Regions from separate parts of the Homo sapiens genome. Here region 2 is linked to region 1. Evidence: chromatin loops called from intact Hi-C (ENCODE). Cell type or tissue: heart left ventricle. All regions are shown on one strand. Links, peaks and the distances in the headings refer to the core of each region. The heading gives the core; the rest is flanking DNA.

Region 1 (8,000 bases), core at 1-8,000:
TCGTGCTTGCTACCCAGAGGTACACAGAGATTGCCTTGCAGGCCCAGCTGCTGAGCTGGGTGCTCTAGTAAGCGGTTAAAAAGTGCAGCACACGACTGGGCGCGGTGACTCATGCCTGTCATCCCGGCACTTTGGGAGGCCAGGGCAGGCGGATCGCCTGAGTCCAGGAGTTTAAAGCCAGCCTGGGCAACATAGCAGGACCCTGTTTCTACAGAAAAGTTAGTTGAGCATGGCATCACGTGTCTGTAGTCCCAGCTAATCAGGAGGCTGAGGCGGCTGCACTACCTGAGCCTGGAAGGTCGAGGCTGGGGTGAGCTGTGATTGCACCACTGCATTCCACCTGGTGCTGAAAAGTGACACCCTGCGGGGAGTGGGCCTCTGAGTGTGGTTTTGAGTGGGCTGGTGCTTTTGCTCCACATAGCGCAGCAAACAGGTGTCTTGATCTTCCGGCAGAAATGTCTGGAGAAATTGAATCCTGCTTGACGGAGGTAGAGAGCTGCTTTAGGCTGCTGGTGCCTTTTGACTTTGACCCGAACCCGGAGACGGAATCCCTTGGCATGGCTTCTGGCATGTCCGATGCCCTTCGCTCCTCCTGCGCGGGCCAGGTGGGCCCCTGCCGGTCTGGCACCCCTGACCCCCGGGACGGGGAGCAGCCCTGCTGCAGTAGAGACCTGCCTGCCTCTGCAGGCCACCCCAGAGCGGGCGGCGGGGCACAGCCATCCCAGACAGCCACAGGTGACCCCTCAGATGAGGACGAGGACAGCGACCTCGAGGAGTTTGTGCGGAGCCACGGGCTGGGCTCGCACAAGTACACGCTGGATGTGGAGCTCTGCTCAGGTAACTGCCTTCGCGGGGTCTCTGTGGCGCCACCCTGCCCCGGCTCCCGGGTAGGCTCCTCCCTCACTGGCACCCGGCCCAGGAGCCTGGGGATGCAGGGGCCTCCCCTGGGGAGCTAGGTCAGGGGTCACCACCAGGTTTTTCCTTTCTGTGTGGCCTCTGCACTGGGCTCCCCCCACCCATGCCAGGCCTCTGTGGCCACAGGGACACTTCTAAGAGCTCATGGCAGCCCCCACCTCAGTGAGGCTGTGGGCAGAGTAAGGACCCACAGGATTGGGGTGAGGTGGGGTCGTGAGGCTGTTGCGGTCCTCAAAGGATGAGGGAGCACAGGCCTGACCTCCAAGTGACTGGATCCCTGGGCAGGCTGTGTGGGCATCCCGTCAGCTCACAGGCCTGTCAGGGTCCCGTGTCGCCATGAGGGGTCAGGTAGCACCGGCCCTTGCTGGGAGGAAAATGTGTTCCAGAAATGGCCACGGGCAGCCTTGGCACTGCAGCCTGGGTGGGTGAGGATTGCAGAGACATAGCCGCCCCCGCCCCCCAGCCCCAGCTTCCTCCCAAGCCCCCTGCTGCCCCCCTGGGGTGTGAGTGGAGGCTGGGGCCCTTTGCGTATGTGTGTGGCTTCAAATCGCTCTCTTTGAGGAACCTTCTTCTTTGGAAGCAGGCACAGCAGGTGTCCCTTCACCAGGGCCAGGAGGCAGCCGGGCTGGGAAGCTGCTGGGAGAACTGATCCTCGGGTCTCAGCTGCCCAGAGGTGCCTCAGCAGTGAGGCTGCAGGCCTGTGCGGGGTGGACACCGCTGCTGCAAGCCTGGGCTGTCCTCGCCTGTATAGAGCTCTGCCCTGCGCCGGACACTGAGGGTGCCACAGCGGGGGAAGCCACGGCAGGGCAGAACTGGAGTTGGGGTGTCCAGCGGAGGAGAGGCCGGGGGGGTGGGGGCTGGTGAGGCTGGGCTGGAGGGGCGCCATCCTGTGGCGTGGGCTGTGGAGGGGAAGGTTCTGTGCCCGGCGTGTGGGGGCGGTGAGTAGAAGAGGCTGTGGGTGGTCTCGCCCTCCAGATGGGATGGCTGCAGCCAAGGAGACTGAGACACAGGCAGTGGAGCTGCGTGTGAGGGGAGGCTTTGGTGTTAAGCCACAGTGTTCTTTTCTAAGATAATAAAACACTTCCTTCTCACAGCATCAGGTTTGGGATTCCCGGGGGCAGGCATGGGCGTCTGGCAGGTTCCCCTCAGGCTAGAGCAGCCTTCCTTGCATGGTCTGCCTCTCCGGGGCCTGTGGGAGACGCCAGTCGGCGCCCTCTTGTGACCTCTGTGTGCTTCTCCCCAGAGGGCCTGAAGGTGCAGGAGAACGAGGACAACCTTGCTCTCATCCACGCCGCCCGCGACACACTCAAGCTCATCCGGAACAAGTTCCTGCCGGCTGTGTGCTCGTGGATCCAGGTGAGCCTCGAACCTGGGACCTGTGGGTGGAGGGACGTGTGCAGAGTGCCATGCATGGGGGGGGTCCCTTTCTTGGGGGGACTGTGGCCCGGTGACTGAATGGCCCTTAACCCGCGAGGGCTCTGTCCCTCACCCGCAGCTTTGTCCTCTGCATCCCAGGTGTGCCAGGGACCCCCCGGGCCAGTGGACCTGGCATGTGCCTCCCAGCAGGACAGCTTCCCAGGTCCTGCCCGGCCGGCCCCTGAGCTGTTCGCACCCCCGTTTCGCAGCGCTTCACCCGCGTCGGGACCCACGGTGGATGTTTAAAGCGTGCCATTGACCTGAAGGCTGAATTGGAGCTCGTACTGAGAAAATACAAGGAGCTGGACATCGAGCCTGAGGGAGGGGAAAGGCGCAGGGTGAGTGGGCAGGCGGCGAGCGGGAAGGGGTCCCAGAGGCCTCAGTGGGGGAGGAGAAGCTGTGGGGGGGTTGTGCCCTGGGCCTGTGGGCCCGGCGGACCCCAGCCACACCCCAAGCCCACTCAGCCTCAGCAGGACCTGCCTCCCCAGCGAGGGCTTCCTGTGAGCCCAGGGTCATCACCATGGCAGAGGGGACAGTGCAGCTGTCGGGTGTTGCCCGGCTGCCGTGTATGGTAGCTGAGCAGAAGTGCTGAGTGCTGTGCGCGCCTCCAGGAAGCCACCAGTCAGGCTGTCCCCCCCGTGACTCCTTCTAGGGAGTCATCAGCAGTGCGGCACCTGTCCTGGCAGGCACTGTATCCACCAGAGGAGAGACCCTCGGCAAACCCTCAGACGGCCAGGAGGGTCAGCGCGGGCACTGGTGCCCACTTGGGGTGAAGACTTGGGTTACTGTCTGCTGGGCCTTGCGAGGGGCTTGGGAGGGTCATGGGGGCACTGCACTTCCCTGAGCAGGGAGCACGGGGTTAGAAGGGGCAGGGCTGCCGCGAGGGGCTGGAGGCTGGAGGGAGGTTTGGGGTGCCTCTGGTGGGTGAAGCTGGGAGCAGAGACCGTCGCATTGGGTGTGTCGGAGCCGTTCGAGGGTGGGGGTGCCCAGCACACTGCTGTGCCAGGGACCTTGAACTGGCTGAGCATGGAATGGAAATCTGGGCCTCGGTGCCTGGAGGGGCCTGAGAGCTGGGGTCCTCTGCAGACGTCCTCGGCAGCACCCAGCACAGTCGGGCCTTAGGACTGGAGGTACACAGCGGCCACCCTGAGCTCCCACAGCAGTGCTGTCTCTCAGGCACCTCTCCCTTCAGGAACCCAAGCCCTGAACCCCAACACCCCTGAGCTCGGACCCCAAATCCAGCCCTGGCCTAGGAGATGGTGGCCTTTTGGCTCTCCCCACTTTAAGGAAAGCTTTGGGGTGGAAGTGACACTGTGCTCCTTGCTGAGGAAGAGGTTGGGTTCCACAGCAGCAGACGTGCGGGGCCTTGGAAGTTGGGGGGTGGGGAAGCTCCTCTCGATTAAATGCTGAGCCTGTCGTTTTCCCCAGGTCAGTGGCCCCGCGTCCCCAACGTGGTGGTGTGCAGCCCCCCCAGGGGCCAGCAGAGGGCGAGCTTGCTTTTCTCCTTTAAGTCCGAAACTGACTCCCGGAGAATTTATAGACATGTGGGAGCCCACTGGCCTCGCCGCTGGTGTGTGGCCGCGTTTGTGGGTGCTGGTCAACACCTTGCTCCACAAGGAAATACTTCTGTGAGTTGTGACGAAAATATACTTTTTGCAATGCGAAAGGATGCTGGTCTAGGCTTGGGAGGAAGATGGTGAGTGCCGTCAGCATGTCAAGATCAGGGTGAGCCCACTGCCCATGCCCAGCACACTTGGGCCCACAGGATGGCAGCCGCAGGACCGGGCCCCTATGCCAGCCCCTGTCACTGTTGCCTAGTGGGCTGCGTGGGGGCTGCCGGCTGGGGTCACGGGCACTTCCCTGTGGCTCACATTGAGGCCCTTTCAAGGTCACTGCCCGGTCTCCACGGCATGGGCAAGGCTTGCTGGAGCCTCACGCTGAGACCCTGCACCAGGCACTGCACCGGTGCACCTGCTGCCCTGGACTCACCTGGCACGGCTTCTGCAGTCTGCAGACAGTTTTGTCTGAAGGTGGCCGGTGGGCCTTTGCCTGGCAGTGGCAACCCCTGGGTCAGCTGGCTTATTGGTGAGGGTCCACAGAGCAGAGCGGGGCTGATGGGTGGCATGGTCTGGTCTCATCAGGCCTGGGCCCCTCCAGCTGGTTATTGGTGAGGGTCCATAGAGCAGAGCGGGGCTGATGGGTGGCATGGTCTGGTCTCATCAGGCCTGGGCCCCTCCAGCTGGTTATTGGTGAGGGTCCATAGAGCAGAGCGGGGCTGATGGGTGGCATGGTCTGGTCTCATCAGGCCTGGGCCCCTCCAGCTGGTTATTGGTGAGGGTCCACAGAGCAGAGGGGGGCTGATGGGTGGCATGGTCTGGTCTCATCAGGCCTGGGCCCCTCCAGCTGGCACAGTCCTTTAGTACCAGCAGCAGTGCTGGGGCTGGGGCAGCCAGGTGGCTCTTCTTGGCCTGAGATTCTGGCAGTGGAACCTTCTGGAATGCCTGGTGCTACCCCTGCCTGCATCTCACAGCTCTACAGCATCTGGGATGCCCTCCAAGTGGGGTTGGCTGGTGGAAGTGAATCTGGGCAGCCTCCGGGACTGCTGGCAGCTCGGCCTGCTTGGGTGAGGATGAGGAGCTGCCGTTCCCCGAGTCAGGACTCTAATTCAGCGCGGCCACGGTACCAGCGAGGCCTGCAGGCTCCCAGCCATGGCTGACTTGCACCCACATCTCCACCTCACCCTGGTGGATGCAGACTCCCCCTGTGTGCCAGGGACCCTGCGTGCTCTTCATGAGTGTTCAGCTCAGCCTGGCTCCTGCCGTGTGTGGGCTCAGGAGTGCTGGCCTCCCAGACCTCTGCAGGCTGCAGGCTCCTGCTGGCCGTGCCCTTCTGGAGGCAGCACTAGCCCCTCCTGCCTCAGGGATGCTATATTCAGGGCCTGGTCTGTGGGGGCCAGGGCCCATAACACGGGTGTGGGCCAGGCCATGCAGGAGGGTACTGGGCAGGGCACGGCCGCCTGAAGGACCCCAGCAGCTGCTGCTCCCACCCACCAGGTCCCGGGGACCCCGCCGACACTGTTAGCTGTCTCTGAGCTTCTGAGTGACTCTCACATGAGCATCTCACGCCCCACGTGGTGGAGCCGCCAGCACTGTCCCTCCGTGGCGCGTGACCCCAGCCCTTGGCACACAGGCAGCCACCCTGACCCAGCGCCCAGGGCCTGCTGCCATCCCACTGTCCTTCCTCACTCCTGCTGGCCGGGGCCCACTCCTGACCCATCTGTGTGCATCCTCTTGAGATCTGAGTGGTGGCACTGGGCGGGGGGTGTCTGCGGCCAGGACTGACAGTGCTTGGAGGGCCCCTCGTCCCCTTCGACCACATGGTCTGGCCAGCAGATGTGCCCCAGCTGTGCTTCAGAGCTGGTGAGTGTGCAAGGGCAGCAGGGCCTGTGAGGCTGGATTGAGGATGTCACAGCTCCGGTGGGAAGGGAGGCGCCACGCTGCCCATTTGTCAGTTGAATGGACACTTTCTAGACTCTTCTCCGCAAACTGGTTTCTTTTTAAAGCACCGTTCTGAAGTCCTTGGAGATTTTGCTCCCGGCAGCTGGAGTGCAAGGAGCTGCCTGGAGATGAAGTGATTGGCGGGCTCGCCTAGCTCAGGTGAGCGATGCTTCCCAGAATAGATGCCGTGGCACCACTGCAGTATCTGCCCATCTCCCTCCTGGCTCCGCGCGGCCGCTGCGTCCGAGTGGCGTGTGTGCGGCAGGTGGGGCTGGCTGACAAACGTGGACGTTAATTAGAGCCATTTTAATTAGAAATTATGGACGAGGTGCTCCTCGTTAATTTTCAAATAAAATTTACAGAGGGTTTAAATCACTTCCCTCCGTGTCTCCCCATTTAGCACGGGGATTGGCGTCGTTAACTCCGTGTGTAGAACAGGGCACGCTAATTCAGTCATGCCTGATTTAAATATGTTTAGAACTTCCAACTAACATGTAGGAGATGGGAACATGGAACGCTGCTAGCTGCAGGCAGGAGGCAGGAGCCTAGCCCCGGAAGGCCCAGCCCGTCCTCGTGCTGTCTCCGGCCGGTGCTCGTGCTGAGGCTCTCCTCGGGCAGCCACCCGGGAGCAGACACCGTGTCTTTCCTTTTTAACATTTCCCACTTGGTTTCTACGTAATACTGTTTTCCTTTTGACGCAGATGTTCTGTCTTCAGAAAATACTTAGGCGGGTTTGAATATGTGTGCTGTGCATTTGGAGTGCCTCTGAGTGGCTTCCGTCTGGGGACAGATGTTCCGTCTTCAGAAAATACTCAACGCTGGTTTGAATATGTGTGCTGTGCGTTTGGAGTGCCTCTGTGTGGCTTCCGTCTGGGAGCAGGCCGAGGGTGAATCTCCTGGATCAATGTGCAGCGTCATTTGGTAGATTGCGTGTCCAGCCTTGCCGCGCTGTAGGGTGGGTGTGATCATCCGTGGCTGCGTCATTCGCTGAGCTGATAAAAATCCTCTGGAAACTTTCACGTTGCCTGCTGCCAAATTACATAGCTCAAATCACCAATTACTTTGTATTGTGTAATTAACAAAATATTAATTTCCTATCAGCCAGTGAGTCAGAAACGCATCTTAAGCATCGTTCTCTTTAGTACCGTCAGCGTGGCTCTGTCTTTCCTTCTGCTAGTTACCGGGTTACTTGTTTCCGTGGCTGAAAGATACGGGTTTGTTTTTGTTCTCGCCGATGTTGAGTCTGATGTGGCAGCCACATGGGTTTGGCCGTGGATGCATCCTCCATTGCCCACAGAACCAGAGTCGTCCCCCCGACTCTGTGGTTTTCTTTCTCTGTCGGCCGCCTGCCTGCCTCCTCCACCGGCCTCACCACCAAAGCTCTGATCTTTGGAGTTAGATGCCAGAAGCATTCTGCCCTCTGATGTTCAGTGGGCTCCAGGATGCAGCTGACAGCCTCCCGGGGACCCTGTCAGCCCCTGGGATCGAGGCCCCACCTCCTTTTCCTGCTGTGCGTGAGGGAAAGTTTTCTGTGATGCTCTGGAGCCATGGGAGTGTCTGACTTCCAGGAGGTGAAAGGGACAGAAACTGAAAACCCAGGAATGAAACGTGGACCCACCAGGCACAGGCAGGGGAGGAGGGACCTAAATCAGCGCTGCTGGGAAACCTTGTACCGCCCTAGGGCTGGGAAACAACCTTCCTGGGTGATGGGGCCCCTCCATCACGCCGAAGGCCAAGCCGCTGTGTGCGCCACCGCATCCCAAGGGCTGCCCACGGGGGGCGGGGTGCAGATACACAGGTTCTCTGGAGTCAGCACAGGGAACACGGGGAGAACATCTTAGGCCCAGCCAGGGCCTTGTGCCAGCCCTCCCTCCCACACCGGTGGCACAGACCCGTCTTTTGGGCTTTCACCGTCCCTCAGTACCTGTCTGCAAAACACAGGGCGCTTGCCAGACAAGCCCAGCGCTCCTTGAAACACCGCCCCATGCTGTTACCCCTTTCGTTTGGAAAGCAGCCCCGTGGGGTCGATCGGTTTTCCACCCCATTTTACAGACAGGGAAGCTGAGCCCGGGAGAAGCTGTGTAGGCCCCGGCCTCCTTGTCCAGGCCTGGCCTCCTGATGAATGTAAGTGCGCCTGACAAACCCGTGCTATGGCCGCGCCCAGAGGCTGGC
Region 2 (9,396 bases), core at 471-8,470, 370 kb after region 1:
CGCCGCCAGAACCTGTACCGCGCCCTGTCATGGGACCCGGCCCTAGACCGACCGCCGGGCTGGGCCCCCTGGATGGTGGCCAGGGGCGGCTAGAGCTGGGCCAAGACCGACGGCGGAGCGGGCGCCCCGAGGTGCTTTGCTCTCCTCGACCCTCTCCTGTCTCTCGGTCGCCCACCTTGGCTCTTTGTTGGCTCCCAGCACGCGGACCCTCCTGTTGTTCTTTGGTCCCTTCCGGCCTCCGTCCTGGGGCCAACTCCATCTAGGCCGCCTGCGGCGGACACCTGGGCCCCTACCGCTTCCCCGCACCTGCTGCGCCGCTCCACCTTCCCCCCGCACCGCATCCCTCTTGTGCACCAGAGTAGCACCAAAGCACCAGCCTGGGGCCGGTCCCTTCTCTGCCCAGAGCCCCTCCCGGGCCTCCATAGTCAGTAAAGGCCCCTCCTGACTAAGGCTGGGTCTGCTGCTCTCCCGAGCTCCTCCAGGCCGCCAGAAGGCTTCCTCCGAGTCACTTTCTCCCTGAGTTCGAGGCTTGCGGGTCCCCCAGCGATCCAGCACCCCTTCCCCTGCCCTGTACCCAGTTATTCAGGGCGAAAACCTAAGCGTCGTCCGTAAGTCCCATATGTGCCAGTGGCCAGGCCCGGGTCTGGTCTGGCATCTACTCCTTGGGCTCCAGAAGCCTGTGGTTTCCCTGCTTCCCTTCTGCTCTTAACCTCCCCACCCACACACAGCACCACAGTGGGCTTCTCAAGCTGCAGCACCGACCTGCCGGGGCTGCCCCCTCTCTCTTCTCCAGGACCCTCCCCAACTTTGCTCTTCTTCAAATCAAAGCCTCCCCAGGTCCCCCTCCACCACCAGGTGCCTGTGGGGTTCCTGCCCTGGTCGACACTCGGTTCTCTCTGGCAGCCTTTTTCCCTACGTCATTCCCTAGACTGGGAACGCTGTAGACAGAAAGGGTGGCAAGTGTGTGGGTGACCGGCGTGAGGACCTGGGCAGCCCTGGAACCTGGGACTGACTGGAGGCTCTGATGTGGAAGTTCCTTGGCACCTGTTGCTCAGCTCTGGGCTTCCCTTGTTTGCGCATCGTCTCCCAGCTCCTCCTCTGGGCCTTCACCCTCTCAGCCTGGTCTTGTCCCGCTGCCTAGCCCGGTGGGAGAGAGCAGACCAGAGCCGCTGTCCTGCTTTTCTGCCCTCTACTGCCCGGTCCTGCCTCACGTCACACGCAGAGGCCTGTGGGGAGACCAGGGCTTCCTCTGGCTCATCCGGGTTTCTTATTGGCCCGGGCTTTTCCGTCTCTTGACTTCTGCTTGATATAGTAATACAGCAGTAGAGATTATGCAGGCTTGGGTTTTCTTTCTCACCATCTCAGCCTGAAGGCCCTTTAGCTCTTGGTCCCAGGAAGCAGCAGTGCTGCCCATGGCTCCCCCTGCCAGGCTGGAGAGTGAGTCTCTGAAGCAAGATGGGGACTCAGTCTGAGGCTTTCTCTGCCAAGAGACACGTGTGGGAGGTGTGAGTTCCAGAGCAATGAGCACACCTGTGTGGGAAGTGGTCGTGCCCCTTGCAGCAGCTGTCACGTCTGTGTCTGGACAATGTGGTAGTGTTGCCCTCACACTGACACAAACATGTTCTGCTTTTCCAGAATGAGTCTGCAGGTCTTAAACGACAAAAATGTCAGCAATGAAAAAAATACAGAAAATTGCGACTTCCTGTTTTCGCCACCAGAAGTTACCGGAAGATCGTCTGTTCTTCGTGTGTCACAGAAAGAAAATGTGCCACCCAAGAACCTGGCCAAAGCTATGAAGGTAAGTGTGACCTGTACAGTGTGTGGCTGGCCAGGTTGCCCTAGGGCCTGCTTTCTTGGTGACCTCTGAGCTGCAGGACACTGCTGGTGTGGCTGTAACAGCTTGAACTAATGAATAGGTGCTCTCCTCCTCACTCCGCAACAGGTGACTTTTCAGACACCTCTGCGGGATCCACAGACGCACAGGATTCTAAGTCCTAGCATGGCCAGCAAACTTGAGGCTCCTTTCACTCAGGATGACACCCTTGGACTGGAAAACTCACACCCGGTCTGGACACAGAAAGAGAAGTAAGTGTTGGTGCTGCTGGACATGCTGGAGCTTCACCCTCTCTGTCCGATGGTTCTTGCAGGAAAGTGCTGTCTTGTTCTATCAGGCCTTGGCTGGATTTTTTGTTTGTTTGTTTGAGATGGAGTCTCGCTCTGTTGCCCACGCTGGAGTGCAGTGGCGCGATGTCCGCTCACTGCAAGCTCCGCCCCCCAGGTTCATGCCATTCTCCTGCCTCAGCCTTCCAAGTAGCTGGGACTACAGGCGCCTGCCACCACGCCCGGCTAATTTTTTTGTATTTTTAGTAAAGAAGGGGTTTCACCGTGTTAGCCAGGATGGTCTTGATCTCCTCCTGACCTCATGATGCGCCCGCCTTGGCCTCACAAAGTGCTGGGATTACAGGTGTGAGCCACCACGCCCGGCCGGCCTTGGCTGGATTTCTCCTGAAATCTGCACTGAGTGTATGCAGCATATGGCCAGTTCACTAACAGAAAAGTCGATCATCAGATACTTGGATAACTTCATACTTCACTTTTTTTTTTTTTTTTTTTTTTTTTTCTGGAGACAGAGTCTGGCTCTGTCACCCAGGCTGGAGTGCAGTGGCTCGATTTCGGCTCACTGCAAACTCCACCTCCCAGGTTCATGCCATTCTCCTGCCTCAGCCTCCCGAGTAGCTGGGGCTACAGGCGCCCGCCGCCACCACTCCCGGCTAATTTTTTAGCCGACCTGATTCTTAACTGCAAGTGGATGGCGAGGCGGTGTCTGTCTTTGCCTAGAAAGGGAGGATCCTGGTGGCAGCTCTTTACTCTGCGGCTGAACTAATCTGTCTGGGCACCCAGGAACACCTCATCTGCATCCAGGGTGGGAAGGGACCCCAGAGGCATGATTTTCTGTTGGTTTTTTGCTGATGTAACTGTTGTTGCTGTTGTTTTGAGACAGAGTTTCGCTCTGTCACCCAGGCTGGAGTGCCGTGGTGCCATCACAGCTCACTGCAGCCTCAACCTCCTGGGCTCAAGCAGTCCTCCACCTTGGCCTCCTTAGTAGCTGGGACTACAACTGTGAGCCACCATGCCCGGCCAATTTTTTTTTTTTTTTTTTTTTTACACGGAGTTTCATTCTTGTTGCTCAGGCTGGAGTGCAATGGTGCGATCTTAACTCACCACAACCTCCGCCTCCCAGGTTCAAACGATTCTCCTGCCTCAGCCTCCGAGTAGCTGGGATTACAGGCATGCGCCACCACACCTGGCTAATTTTGTGTATTTTTAGTAAATATGGGGTTTATCCGTGTTGGTCAGGCTGGTCTTGAACTCCCGACCTCAGGTGATCTGCCGGCCTCGGCCTCCCAAAGTGCTGGGATTACAGGCATGAGCCACCACGCCCGGCTGGCCCAAAACTTTTAAGCAGATTTTAGATGTGCAGAGAAAAGCATAAGGAACAGAATACCACTGATGCTTCTCACCCCCTGAGATAAAATGTCACCAGTAAGTGCAGGCAGCATTTCCTACATCCTTCTCTGGGCCCTGGGTCCGTCTCCCCTCTACCCCTCCAGCCTGAATTTGCAGTTCTTCCCATGTCTGCTTGCTACTTTTCAACTTTGTTTTTTGCCCCTTTTGAAATTTGGTCAAACGAAGCGAGAATGAATCAAACATTGGTTTACAACGACCCCAAGAAGGAAGGGAGACCCAGCAGCAGAGAAGTCGCCTCCCAGCTGCCATGGGTGTGATCCGTCCCAGAGCCACAGATCCCCTGCCTCTCCCCTATGCCTCCAGGATCACCCAGCAGCCTCCATAGGGCAGAGGGTGTAGAGGAGCTGGGAGGGGCTTGAGAGGTTGGCCCTGAGGGGCTCCAGCCAGAGTGACTCTGAGCTTGTGGCTTGGACTCGTGGCTGTCATCTCCTTTCTGGAACTCTGCTGAGGCCCAGGTGGTGGTCACTGTGGTGCTCCCACGTCAGTGGGATGAGACCAAGAGCAGCCGCTGCGTGCAGCTGCCCACGTGTCATTCAGAGGACAGCCGAGTGGCCGCCTGGGAAGGCAGTGCCGCCCCAAGGTGGCAGCTGGGCAGCAGAGGAGTTGTGAGCAGTCTGACAGGTCCCTCACCCTCAGTTTCTCAGTTTTGACATCTTCAAACTTAGAGTTGGAAGAGAAGGGCAGGTGACATGGGCCCCTTATCTGAGGCACTGGCACATGACCCTGCGTCTTCTCAGGGACCTGAAGGCTGGGGAACAGGTGAAACAGTGTTTGTGCCCTCTGTGTTGTAGTCCAGCCCCAACCATCCCAACAGCCGCCTCTTCTGTCAGGGGCCCTGCGCCATGCAGTCCCACATTGTGAGCAGCGAGTGCCCCAGAGACAGGTGGGTCCCTGGGAAGGTGTTCTCTGCACCTGTGCCACTCCACTGTAGCAGGCGCCATCCCAGGGAGGCGTCGCAGAGGCCACTCAGGTCCTTCTGTGCCTGCAGGTGGCATCCTGCACCTCAGCCCTGCCCTTCAGTGAAGGCTTTGACTGTCCCTGGCCACAGCACTGCCAGTCCCCGACTTGAAGGGGAAAGCAGATTCATGCAGAAAACCTTTGTTTACCACGCCCCCTGCTGGCCATCCTGGGGCCTGCAAGTCCCCAGGACTGATCTGTTGGGCATGTCCTCGGGTGAGGTTTAAGCCACAGGACAATGTTGACTGAGCTTTCTTGTTTTGCTTGTAGCTGATGTTTTCACGCAGATTAAAGTGTTATCGGAATGCTGTCAGGTCCCTTAATGTTAGAATTCAGGGTCATTAAGTGGTGCACACCCTTCAGTGATTAGGAGAAACACAGGCGGAAATAATGATTATATGACTTACAGGCCCACAGCAGGCTGGAGGCCACACAGAGGACTGGGGCCAGGCCCTGGAGCATAGGCAGGGGACAGCTGAGAGGGTGGCAGCCAGCCTTGTCTATCGGGGAGTAGGGTGGGGTCACTGTATGCTGGTGGGCAGGTGCTCGAATGGATTTTTTACAGGAAATGGTGGATGCCGGGTGCGGTGGCTCCTGCCTGTAATCCTAGCACTGGGAGGCCGAGGCGGGTGGATCACCTAAGGTCAGGAGTTTGAGACCAGGCTGACCAACATGATGAAAACCTGTCTCTACTAAAAATACAAAACAAAATTAGCCAGACATGGTGGCGGGCACCTGTAATCCCAGCTACTTGGGAGGCTGAGGCAGGAGAATCGCTTGAACCCCAGAGGTGGAGGTTGCAGTGAGCCGAGATCATGCCATTACACTCCAGCCTTGGCAACAGAGCAAAAATCCGTCTCAAAAAAAAAAAACATAAAAATAAAGGAAGTGGTGGGAAATTGAGGAGCCCAGTCTACCAGGTGGGAGAGATGCCTCCAGGCTTCTTTCTCTGGCATCAGCTTGAGGCATTTGGGTGTGCTGTCCCACATCTGACCCCCCAGGCAGCAGCCTGTGCTGTGTGCATGCTGTGGGCCTGGGGGCAGACCTCGTGCATGATGACGAGTGCTGTTTGGGTGGCAGAGGCTGCTGGAGGAGTCTGGGTCCAGCACCTGGCAAAGCGCGTGATGAGCACAATTAAACAGGCAAGCAGCCCAGAGGCACCCCTGTAACTTGGAACCCCAAGAAGCATGAGGGCGGGGTCAGCGAGGAAGTCACGTGGTTGTGTCCAGCCGTTCCACCGGGAGCTGGTCCCTGGGAGGACAGGAAGGAACTACATTGAGGAACTGAGGTGGGGGGTGGAGAACGGGAAGCCGTGCCAAGGGTGACTCAGCCCTGCTTCTGGTGTGAGAATGTTAAACCTATGTTGAGAATGAATGCTGAGGCCCCTAACCTCACCAGGTACTCGCTGCTTCACGTTGATTAAGTCTCTTTTAAAAGCCAACAGCTCATCAAGGAAGTGGATGCCAAAACTACTCATGGAATTCTACAGAAACCAGTGGAGGCTGACACCGACCTCCTGGGGGATGCAAGCCCAGCCTTTGGGAGTGGCAGCTCCAGCGAGTCTGGCCCAGGTGCCCTGGCTGACCTGGACTGCTCAAGCTCTTCCCAGAGCCCAGGAAGTTCTGAGAACCAAATGGTGTCTCCAGGAAAAGTGTCTGGCAGCCCTGAGCAAGCCGTGGAGGAAAACCTTAGTTCCTATTCCTTAGACAGAAGAGTGACACCCGCCTCTGAGACCCTAGAAGACCCTTGCAGGACAGAGTCCCAGCACAAAGCGGAGACTCCGCACGGAGCCGAGGAAGAATGCAAAGCGGAGACTCCGCACGGAGCCGAGGAGGAATGCCGGCACGGTGGGGTCTGTGCTCCCGCAGCAGTGGCCACTTCGCCTCCTGGTGCAATCCCTAAGGAAGCCTGCGGAGGAGCACCCCTGCAGGGTCTGCCTGGCGAAGCCCTGGGCTGCCCTGCGGGTGTGGGCACCCCCGTGCCAGCAGATGGCACTCAGACCCTTACCTGTGCACACACCTCTGCTCCTGAGAGCACAGCCCCAACCAACCACCTGGTGGCTGGCAGGGCCATGACCCTGAGTCCTCAGGAAGAAGTGGCTGCAGGCCAAATGGCCAGCTCCTCGAGGAGCGGACCTGTAAAACTAGAATTTGATGTATCTGATGGCGCCACCAGCAAAAGGGCACCCCCACCAAGGAGACTGGGAGAGAGGTCCGGCCTCAAGCCTCCCTTGAGGAAAGCAGCAGTGAGGCAGCAAAAGGCCCCGCAGGAGGTGGAGGAGGACGACGGTAGGAGCGGAGCAGGAGAGGACCCCCCCATGCCAGCTTCTCGGGGCTCTTACCACCTCGACTGGGACAAAATGGATGACCCAAACTTCATCCCGTTCGGAGGTGACACCAAGTCTGGTTGCAGTGAGGCCCAGCCCCCAGAAAGCCCTGAGACCAGGCTGGGCCAGCCAGCGGCTGAACAGTTGCATGCTGGGCCTGCCACGGAGGAGCCAGGTCCCTGTCTGAGCCAGTAAGTGTGAGGATGGGATGGGGAGCGTGGCGTGGGGCAGCTGCCCTGCAGTGTATGTGGTCCAGGACCCGAGGCCAGAAGTGTCATCAGATACTCCTTTGAGGCCGGGTAGGTTCTGCCTGAGGAGGGGCCTCTGGATAAAAACAGGGCTCAGGTGGCTCCCAGCTGAGGGTGCTTGGCCTTGCCTTGGCTGCCATGCATCTCTTTAGTGCTCCTGGCCTAAGGAGGGATCCAATAAGGGCGGGCTCAGGCCAGAAGCCAAATGCAACCAACCCTGGGCAGGACCCTGTCCCCCAGTCATGTTCCTCCTCAGGTGAACTTGACTTGGGTGTGTAACTCCAAAAGCCAGGCAAAGCCTGTTACTGCCTGGGTGGCGTCCGCTGCTTGCTGGGGTCTTGGCCGTGGGTCTGCTGCCTCCTGGCTGAATGGTCTTAGGCTACATCTCCTAGAGTTGCTCAGTGGGAGATTGTCCTGCCTGTAGGGTCCAGCCCTACTGGGTCTGTGGGTTTTTTCTCCTCGTGTGCATAGACAAGAGATTGTACAAATAAAGACACAAGAAAAAGACAGAAGAAAAGACAGCTGGGCCCGGGGGACCACTACCACCAAGGCACGGAGATCGGTAATGGCCCCGAATGTCTGGCTGCGCTGTTACTTATTGGATACAAGGCAAGGGGACAGGTTAAGGAGTGTGAGCCATCTCCAATGATAGGTCAGGTCACGCAAGTCACGTGTCCACTGGGCCCTTCCCTGTTTGGCAGCCAAGGCGGAGAGAGAGGACAGCTGACGCCATTATTTTTTCTATGTATTTCAAAGACTTTAGCACTTTGACTAATTCTGCTACTGCTATCTAGAAGACAGAGCCAGGTGTACAGAGCGGATCATGAAAGTGGACCAGGAGCGTGACTGCTGAAGCACAGCATCACAGGGACACAGGCCTCTGGATGGCTGCGGGCGGGCCTGACTGATTCCACAAGAGATGGTGGAGCAGAGTCTTCTCTAACTCCCCCAGGGAAAGGGAGACTCCCTTTCCCAGTCTAATTAACGGGTGCCTTCCCAGGCACTGGTGCTACCGCTAGACCAAGCTAGGTAACGGGTGCCTTCCCAAGTGCTGGTGTTACCGCTAGACCAGGGAGCCCTCCAGTGGCCCTGTCCGGGCGTGACAGAGGGCTCACACACCTCTTCCGGTCACTTTCTCACCGTGTGCCTTCACCTCCTATCTCTATATGGCCTGGTTTTTCCTAGGGTTATTTGTTTGTTTGTTTGTTTTTTGAGACAGAGTCTCGCTCTGTCACCCAGGCTGGAGCGCAGTGGCGTGATCTCGCCTCACTGCGAGTTCTGCCTCCCGGGTTCACACCATTCTCCTGCCTCAGCCTCCCGAGTAGCTGGGACTGCAGGCACCCGCCACCATGCCCGGCTAATTTTTTTGTATTTTTTAGTAGAGACGGGGTTTCACCGTGTTAGCCAGGATGGTCTAGATATGACCTCGTGATCCGACCGCCTCGGCCTCCCAAAGTGCTGGGATTACATGCGTGAGCCACCGCACCCGGCGTTTCCTAGGTTATTATTGTAGAACAAAGATTATTATAATATTAGAATAAAGAGTAAAGCTACAAACTAATGATTAACGATATTCATATATAATCATATCTATAATCTATTTCTAGTATAACTATTCTTATTCTGTATATTTATGATACTGGAACAGCTTGTGCCCTTGGTGTCTTGCCTTGGCCCCTGGGTGGCTTGCTGCCCACACCTGCCCCAGCCTCCACATTTGAAGCCTTTTGTCAGTTTCACAGTAAAAGGGATGTACTCATCCTTGTGATTCCCTTTGGCTGCATCGTGCTGACTTTAGAGCTCCCAGCCTGCTTCTCCCAGAGCTGGCAGGCAAGGCGCGTGTTTTCCTGCTGGGTGAGGTTGGTGAGGCAGTTTTGTGGCCAGGTCGCTTGGGACAGCCCCATGCCTGGCACGCTCTAGCTGAATGTTCACGTGGCCGGCACAGCAGTGCAGGGAAAGGCGATGGCAGCTCAGTGCTGGAGCAGGGGACGCCGGGGTTATGGGGTGGGGGGCATGGGCCTCTGCTGACTCTGTCTCCCCAGGCAGCTGCATTCAGCCTCAGCGGAGGACACGCCTGTGGTGCAGTTGGCAGCCGAGACCCCAACAGCAGAGAGCAAGGTAAGGGGTGCTTGTGTGGGTACCTGTGCTCCTGGCCTGGTCGTGTAGAAGAGTAGCAGGCAGTGGAAGCCCCCAGCAGCCTTGGGTGACGGGGTGGGATGTCCCGCTCCCTCTCCCCCAAGTCTACTTCAACAAGGTTGTGGGGAGGCAAAGCCACACCCCAAGTACCTTGACTGCACTGCACAGGGTGACTCTGCCCTTTCCTCCAGGAGAGAGCCT

Evidence for each region. A loop is a pair of places that touch in the nucleus more often than their neighbours do. Peaks named below come from ENCODE experiments on the same cell type or tissue, not always from the same donor. Only the 100,000 strongest peaks of a DNase experiment are listed, where the experiment ranks them.
Region 2: a loop joins it to region 1, with 9 times the contacts of the local background. A loop is called at or near these places in 58 of 110 quality-filtered maps.

The regions. Positions count from the first base shown.
Region 1 is chr4:1,352,577-1,360,576 of GRCh38, forward strand. UVSSA (UV stimulated scaffold protein A) reads left to right here. Exons shown (of 14, transcript NM_020894.4): 5 at 454-837; 6 at 2,159-2,271; 7 at 2,541-2,669. Among named protein-coding and RNA genes, the nearest start is that of UVSSA, 9.4 kb to the left of the region's middle. RefSeq lists enhancers at 7,457-7,978, 7,979-8,000. In heart left ventricle, for the core only: a CTCF peak has its summit at 3,817 (motif pointing right); DNase peaks (open chromatin) are centred at 775, 1,285, 1,864 and 3,810.
Region 2 is chr4:1,721,786-1,731,181 of GRCh38, forward strand. TACC3 (transforming acidic coiled-coil containing protein 3) reads left to right here. Exons shown (of 16, transcript NM_006342.3): 2 at 1,636-1,798; 3 at 1,943-2,085; 4 at 5,923-7,002; 5 at 9,102-9,177; 6 at 9,387-9,396. The coding sequence starts at 1,637. Among named protein-coding and RNA genes, the nearest start is that of TACC3, 5.0 kb to the left of the region's middle. RefSeq lists enhancers at 1-566, 8,968-9,396. In heart left ventricle, for the core only: CTCF peaks have their summits at 4,656 (motif pointing left), 4,862, 8,153 (motif pointing left) and 8,356; DNase peaks (open chromatin) are centred at 1,176, 4,616, 5,746, 8,136 and 1 weaker place; H3K4me3 peaks cover 2,359 bases; H3K27ac peaks cover 1,567 bases.